Linked DNA regions of Homo sapiens: region 1 is linked to region 2. A link is an interaction called in ENCODE POLR2A ChIA-PET data of the cell type or tissue named here. Cell type or tissue: Panc1. All regions are shown on one strand.

Evidence for each region. ChIA-PET counts read pairs that join two places held together with the same protein. Peaks named below come from ENCODE experiments on the same cell type or tissue, not always from the same donor. Only the 100,000 strongest peaks of a DNase experiment are listed, where the experiment ranks them.
Region 1: POLR2A ChIA-PET joins it to region 2 with 12 read pairs; 2 of 35 experiments call an interaction of 5 or more read pairs at or near these places.

The regions. Positions count from the first base shown.
Region 1 is chr6:32,231,224-32,235,223 of GRCh38, reverse strand. No RefSeq gene overlaps it. Among named protein-coding and RNA genes, the nearest start is that of NOTCH4, 9.2 kb to the right of the region's middle. In Panc1, a CTCF peak has its summit at 125 (motif pointing left); no DNase peak of the experiment used is centred here.
Region 2 is chr6:32,892,743-32,896,742 of GRCh38, reverse strand. It overlaps LOC100294145 (a long non-coding RNA gene), which reads right to left and starts at 2,567. Exons shown (of 2, transcript NR_037178.1): 1 at 1,816-2,567. It also overlaps the pseudogene HLA-Z. In Panc1, no CTCF peak of the experiment used is centred here; a DNase peak (open chromatin) is centred at 2,082; H3K4me3 peaks cover 2,123 bases; H3K27ac peaks cover 2,197 bases.

The DNA of each region.
Region 1 (4,000 bases), 660 kb after region 2:
GGTGGTATGAAATCCCCCTCCATCACAACCAGTGTCACTGGAGACCCCGTGGGGAACAGGAATGAAGTGCTTCTTACTCTCTCAGCCAGGGTGTGTCAGCAGAGACCTAGTGGGAAGCCTGAACCCCCATCCACACCTAGCAATAACAAGGAGCACGGCTCCCTCAAGTGTTCACAGAGGCCAGGTGAGGAACCTGGGCCTCTCCCCCAACCTGACAGCAGTGAGGCAGCACCCTCTTTGCTCAACTAGTGCGGTGTCAAAGGATGATCACTAAAACAGACTTAAATAAGATCCAGAGTCTCATAACATACAATCCAAAATGTGCAGGATGCAAGCGAAAATCACTTGTCATACCAAGAATCGGGAAAATCTTGAATAAGAAAAGACAATTAACAGACATCAACACCCAAGTTGACTTAAATGTTGGAATCACCTGATGCATATTTAAAGCAAGCAAGTATTTTAAAACAAGTATTAAAAATGCTTTACAGGCCAGGCACATTGGCTCACTCCTGTAATCCCAGCACTTTGGGAGGCCAAGGCGGGTGGATCACTCAAGGTCAGGAGTTCGAGACCAGCCTGACCAACATGGCGAAACCCCGTCTCCACTAAACATACAAATATTAGCTGGGCATGGTGGTGCATGCCTGTAATCCCAGCTACTAGGGATGCTGAGGCAGGAGAATCACCTGAACCCGGAGGCAGAGGTTGCAGTGAGCTGAGATCATGCCATTGCACTCCAACCTGGGTGACAGAGCAACACTCCATCTCAAAAAAAATAAAAATAAAAATAAAAAAGCTTCACAGGCCAGGCACATTGGCTCACATCTGTAATCCCAGCATTCTGGGAGGCCGAGGTAGGCAGATCACTTGAGGTCAGGAGTTCAAAACCAGCCTGGCCAACATGGCAAAACACCATCTCTACTAAAAATACAAAAATTAGCCAGACATGGTGGCAGATGCCTATAATCCCAGCTATTCGAGAGACTGAGGCAGGAGAATCACTTGAACCTGGGAGGTGAAGGTTGCAGTGAGCCAAGATTGCACTGCTGCACTCCAGCCTGGGCAACCGAGTGAGACTCTGTCTCAAAAAAAAAAAAAAGCTTTACAGCCAAGTGCAGTGGCTCATGCCTGGTGGGAGGATCACTTGAGCCCAGGAGTTCATGACCAGCAACATAGGGAAATGCTGTCTCTACAAAAAACAACAACAAAATAATAATAATAATAATAATAATAATAATTACCCAGGAATGGTAGTGTGTACTTGTGGTCCCAGCCCCTTGGAAAAAAAAAATGTTTTTAATTAGCCAGACATGGTGGTGTGTACTTGTGGTACCAGCTACTTGAAGGCTGAGGTGGGAGGATCACTTGAGCCTAGGAGGTCAAGGCTGCAGTGAGCCATGATTGCACTTCAGCCTGGGCAACAGAGCAAGACCTTGTCTCAAAAAGAAAAGGAAAAAAAAAAAAAACAACATTTAACAAGCAATTACAAACTCTCTTGAAACAAATGAAAACCAGAAATTTTGGCAAAGAAATGGAAGATATAAAGAAGAATCAGGCCGGGTGAGGTGGCTCACACCTGTAATCCCAGCACTTTGAGAGGCGGAGGTGGGCGGATCATGAGGTCAAGAGATCAAGACCATCCTGGCCAACATGGTGAAACCCCGTCTCTACTAAAAATACAAAAAGTTAGCCAGGCATGGTGGCAGGTGCCTGTAATTCCAGCTACTTGGGAGGCTGAGGCAGGAGTATCACTTGAACCTGGGAGGCAGAGGTTGCAGTGAGCCAAGATCGTACCATTGCACTTCAGCTTGGGCAAAAACAGTGAAACTCCATCTCCAAAAAAAAAAAAGAAGAAGAAGAAGAATCAAATAGAAATTTTAGAACTTAGAAATATAATCATGAAAATTGAAGACTCAATAGATTGGCTTAACAGCAGATTGGAGAGGACAGAGGAAAGATTCAGCGAACTTAAAGGTAGAAGAGAAATTACTCAATCTGGACAACGGAGAAAAATAGACTGAAAAAAATGAACAGAGGTTCATTTATGGGACTGTAACAAAAGAGCTAACTAACGTTCTGTCATCAGCATTTAAGAAGAAGAGAGAGAGAATGGAGCAGGAAAATGTACTCAAAGAAACAATGCCTGAAAAACTCCCAAATTTGGCAAAAGATATTAACTGATTGATGCAAGAAGCTAAGTGAACCCCAAACAGTATGTTTTCATGTATTTGATGGCCATTTATGTATCTTCTTTGGTGAAATGTCTATTCAAATCTCTTGCCCATTTTTTATTGTTATTATTGAGTTATAAAAGTTCTTTTTATATTTTAGATACAAGTCCCTTATCTGATAAATGATTTGCAAATACTTGATCTCATTCTATTGCTTTTGTTTATCTTTTCACTTTCTTATGGTTGCTGTTATTTTTATGTTTGTTTTTTTCCTTAATGAAGGCAATTTCCACTTTCTTTTTTTTTTTTTTTTTTTTTTTTTTTTGAGACAGAGTCTTGCTCTATCACCCAGGCGGGAGTGCAGTGGCATGATTTCGGCTCACCACAACTTCCAACTCCCAGGTTTAAGAAATTATCCTGCCTCAGCCTCCCAAGTAGCTGGGACTACATGCATGCACCACCATGCCCGGCTAATTTTTGCATTTTTTAGAGACAGGGTTTCACCATGTTGGCCAGGCTGGTCTCAAACTCTTGGCCCCAAGTGATCCACCTGCCTCGGCCTCTCAAAGTGCTAGGATTACAGGTGTAAGCCACCACACCCAGCCTTCACTTTCTTGATGGTGCCTTTTGGAGTACAAAAGTTTTCAATTTTGATGAAATCCAATTATCAATATTTTATGTGAAGCATGGGCAATATAGTGAGACCCTGTCTCCACACCAAAAAAAAAAAAAAAAAAAAAATTTAACAATTAACCAAGCGTGGTTGTATGCACCTGTAGTCCCAGCTATCCAGGAAGCTGAGGCAGGAGGATCACTTGAGCCCGGGAGTTGAGGCTGCAGTGAACTATGATTGCACCATGGCACTCCAGACTGGGTGACATACCAGGACCCTGTCTCCAAAAACAAAATACTATTTTATTGCTTGTGTAGATGTAAGAAAGTATCATATGTAAGAAATCATTGCCTAGCCCAACATCATGAATATCTACTTTTAGGCCTTTTTCTAATAGTTTTATAGTTTTGCACTTACATTTAGGTCTATGATCAATTTTAAGTTGGTTTTTTGTGTATGGTATGAGGTAATATAGGAATTACAAGCTATAAATCCCCTCTAAGCATAGCTTTAGCTACATGTCAAAAATTAATTCTGATATGTTCTGTTTCAATTTTCATTCAGCTTGAAATATTTTCTGGTTTTCCTTGTGATTTCTTCTTCCACCCATTGGTTGTTTAGAAGCATGCTGTTTAATTTTCACACACTTGTAATTTTCTCAAATTTCCTGTTGTTGTTGATTTCTAATTTAATTCTATTGTGATCAGAGAACATCTTTGTATTATTTCAGTCCTTTTAAAATTATTGAGACGTGTTTTATGGCCTAGCATATGGCCTATCCTGGAGAACGTTCCATGTACACTTGAGAAAAATGGTATATCCTGCTATTGTTTAGCAGAGTGTTTTATAGATGTCCGTTAGGCTTAGTTAGTTGACAGTGTTACCCAAGTCTTCTGCTCAAGGACAGCCCTCACCTCTCAGCCCTCTTTGTGGACTGAAGATAATTGCTTCCCCAAGGTCACACTCTTTCTAGGGGCAACCCACCTTCCGTGACTGATTAATGTGGGGGGCAAAAACCCAGCTCCCTTGCCCCAGTTGGGGATGGCTCTGAAGGGCCATCCCAGCTCCGGGTTAAATCTCAAAGTCCACTTCCTGGAGACCCAACCTGTGTACCCCTTATTCAGTCAAACTATACCCACTCTAGTTTTAAAATATATTCCAAATCAGACTCACCATGCCCCAATCATCTCTCACTGGTCACCACATCGAGAAT
Region 2 (4,000 bases):
GCAAACTGAAGAGGCCCCGTATCCTCACTCCCTTTCTGCTCAGTTTTTTCATTTATATTATCTCAACTTCACTCTACTAACCAGAGCACCAAGGAAGGGTAGGTTAGCAATTACGTCTATGATGACTATAGAGAAGTGGGGAGATGACTTATGATCCTCTTTGTGCTGGATTCCCTACTGAAGGCATCTGATGGCTTCTGATTTCCCTGGTCTGAGAAGAAAGTCCCTCTCCACCTCTCCCTCCTTACTCTACCTCAGGCTGAGGGGCTCAGGCAACCTTTTATGTTGCATATGGCATAGGTATCTCTGCCTCACTCCAGAAGGGACCAACCAATAGCCACCTACTCACCTACTTCTGAGGTCTAGTGCCTACAGACCTGGTGTTCATAAATTTAAGTTCTGGATTTAGGTCTCCTTTCCTGTAGCCAGGTGATCAGTGACCGGCAAAAATCAAGATCCCAGACTTCCTGAGTAACCTCATCAAGACTGAGGTAACAGCTCACATAGCTAGTGCATAGACAGATGCAGGTTACATGGAGTCTGAATCCCGTACACATTTGGAGGCTCCCTTTGGGACTGCTGGGATGCATGAAACATGGGATTTCACTCACAGTTGTGCTCACTATGTGTGATATTCCTATAGATTCATGTCTCTACACACAGGGATTTTTGATCATTCTGAATTGTTGATTCCCATAAAAAATGAATACATGGTGATCACTGTATATGCTGCATTACTGAATACATATTTACGAGAGTCTCCAACACATCTTTACACGTCTGAGGAGTAAAAGAATTTCCCACAGATTAGCTTCTGGTTCCCATTTCAAACCTCATTTCTGTTCCACCTCTGGCATTGGGTGTAGTATGGCTCCTTAGTGCTCCAGGCCAAAATAAGTGGCACAGGGGTAAAGTCATTTCTGGTGGGGGGTGGGGGATTTGGAGAAAAAAAGAAAGGATTGCAGGGGAGTACACTGGGAGGGTTAGGAGAAATTCTGGAGATACGGTCCACTCAATGGAGGCACATACAACCAAGCTGAGAAACGACATAGTACCCAACAGAGTTGGGAGATGTGAAACCCAAACATCAATCTCCACCTGGGCATAGAGGAAATACTCGATTTCCAAGCAGGTTCTAGGTTCAGAGGAGAGAGCCCTTGGTTGGAAGCGCCGGTCTTGCAGGATGGGGTGGGGGCGTTAATGCAAACTTCTGGTCCAGCAGAGGTAGAAACAGACCAGATCTAAGTAGCAGCTCAGAGGCAGCGGACTTGAGGGATGAAGACGTGAGGCCCAGAGGGTGGTGCCTGGCAGAGAAAACAGCTGCCAGACACCAAGGCCACCTCGGGTTAAAGGGAACAAGTTATATCCAAAAAAAAACCAACACGGTGAAAATAGGAAGAATAAGGATATCACCTGGAGTGTTCTCCTGAGACACTCCCCAAGAACCTGGATTCTTTAACAATCCCTCCAGAGCAGGGACACTCAGCACATACATCTCCCACAAAGTAAAGTGTCTGAAGGCCTGGGCAAACCCTTCTCCCTCCCCTTCTCTCTCCTCCACGGGCCGGCCCGGAGGAGGCTCAGGGATGAGAACTACTGTCACTGCTGTTCCCCACCTCACCCCAACGAGAGAGGAATCTTTAGAGGTCTGTATCCCTCCTTCACCACCCCGCCTGAGCGCCTGCTGGAAAACACAATCACCGTCTCAAATCTCACCCTGCAACTGCATCCAAGCGCTTTCTCCAAGCGTTCGGGGAGCCGCCGGAACTCTTCTTCCAGGCAGGCGTTCCGAGACTCCGCACAATAGGTACCTACCCTTGGGGTTTTGAGCCGCAGTGTCTGCCTCTGTTCAAGTATCCAGGCTCAGGTACAGACCTTTCAGTGCAGGCGGCGGGAGGCGCGAACACGGAGGACCCCCTCAGGCATACTGCCGCCCGGGCGGCGCCTGACAGATTGCCTCCTTGGGATCGGCGGACATGCCCTGGGCGCTCCAGCTCCGCGCGCCTCAGACACAGGCTATGATTGGCCTGGCTGAACGTCAATCAGGGCTCGGCGCCGTGGAGGCGGGAGGAACGCTGTAGGCAGAGGCCGCTTAACTCCCTACGGGGTTATTCTCCGCCTCTTCTAGGGTAGGCAGGTGTTCCCGAGTCCCTTAGGGGGGGTCCCCGCGGCGGCCTGAGATGCTCGGCGCCAGGTTGTCGCGCCCTTGAGCTGGCTGAAGTAGACATTGACTCTGGAGAGTCTGCGTTTTTCCTGGTCCCAGAGCCGTGGTCCCGATACTGCGCTTCCCGCTCCTCCAGTCCCAGCTCCCAGGCTCCGTCTTCTCCCGCTTGGCGCTGGAGAAACACCGGAAGAGAGAGTCGCAGAGTGACTGCTGTGGCCCTGCGACCTGACTGCCACCTTCCAGGACTCTAGCCCTGGCTCCTTCTAACCTTCCCGCCCCTCAGTGCCCCAGAGAGGCTGGTTTGCGGACAATTATTCATCAGCCGGAAGAAAAGGAGGTGCCAGTGTTAGGCGCAGAAGAGGGTTGGACCAGAAAAGCTGGAGAGGGGCAAGAGGGGAAAGAGGGGGAAGGGGGAAGGCGGAAGGCGGAAGAAGTTGGGAGGGGTAACAGCTCGAGCTTTTCCTCTAGCGTAGTTTCTCTTCTCTCGGTGCCGCCCCATCTGCTTCTTGCCTCAGTTCCCCACTCGCACCCGTGCACCTCTGCGGCAGGCGTGTGAAAGGAATGGGAGGGGGGGCTTTTGGTCGGGATATCTGGTCCTCCAGACCCCACAGCCTTGGCTGAGAACTTACTTAAGCCCACTCCAACTGACTTGATAAATGAGAATCTTGACCAGCCCACTGGTAGGTAGAAATGAGGGACGTCATGTATCCCTGAATGGAATAACCCGAAACCGCAGGTCCCGTGGATGTGGGAATCCACAGCACTGGCTGCGCTCCTAAGGCTCCTAAGTCCACTTCCGAACCTCATCTAAGACCCTGAAAGCCAGACTAGGGACACATTGGATTATTATTATTATTTTTTTTATTTGAGACAGGGTCTCGCTCTGTCGCCCAGGCTGGAGTGCAGTGGTGTGATCTTGTCTCACTGCAACCTCCGCCTCCCGCGTTCAAGCGATTTTCGTGCCTCAGCCTCCCGAGGAGCTGGATCTACAGGTGCGCACCACCACGCCTGGATAATTTCTGTATTTTTAGTAGAGACGGGGTTTCACCATGTTTGCCAGGCTTGTCTCGAACTGTTGACCTCAAGTTATCCTCCCGCCTCCACCTCTTAAAGTGCTGGGATTACAGGCCTGAGCCTCTGCGCCAGTCCTACACGTTGGATCTTTTCCCAGACCTCCTCCTCAGACGTGGAGCGTACAAATGATGCTCCATCGGTTACTCTGATCCTGACTTTGGGACTGCCAGATAAAACTGGGAGAAACCCTACATTTACTCTTACTGTAACGTATTGGCTTGAAACTGCAGGTCAGAACCCATTTATGTTGAGACCAAAAGACTTTTTTTCCAAGTAGAATGAAATAGAATAAAATACAATTGAAAATACTTGCCTGCATCACAGGTAATGAGAGTAACTATAGTTTCATGAAACCGTTGTTTCAGTTAAATATGTTTTTGCGTGTGTGCATGTGTATCGGGAGGAGATATGTATTTCATATATATATGTAGAGAGGTGGAAATCAACAACAAAACTCCATAATTTTTCTTGTTTTCTAACAGTTCTTGATTTTGAGTAAAAATAATTCTTTAAGAACAAAATTTTGAGCCAGCTAACGAAAGATCAGAGTCAAGCAGCCTCTCATTGGGGCCTGAATAGAGGTTCATCTTATTTGGCTTTTTCGTTTTTTTCCTATCTTGTGGACTCCTTTTAAGGCCCAGCAAGGAATTACCCTCCCCAAGTTTCCACTCTCTGCTTGGTTCAGCCATTCAGCTGTCTCTCGGGCTCTTTGATTAATAAAAAGTCCAGTAGAGCTATTTTATCCTATGCATGTGTGGGAAG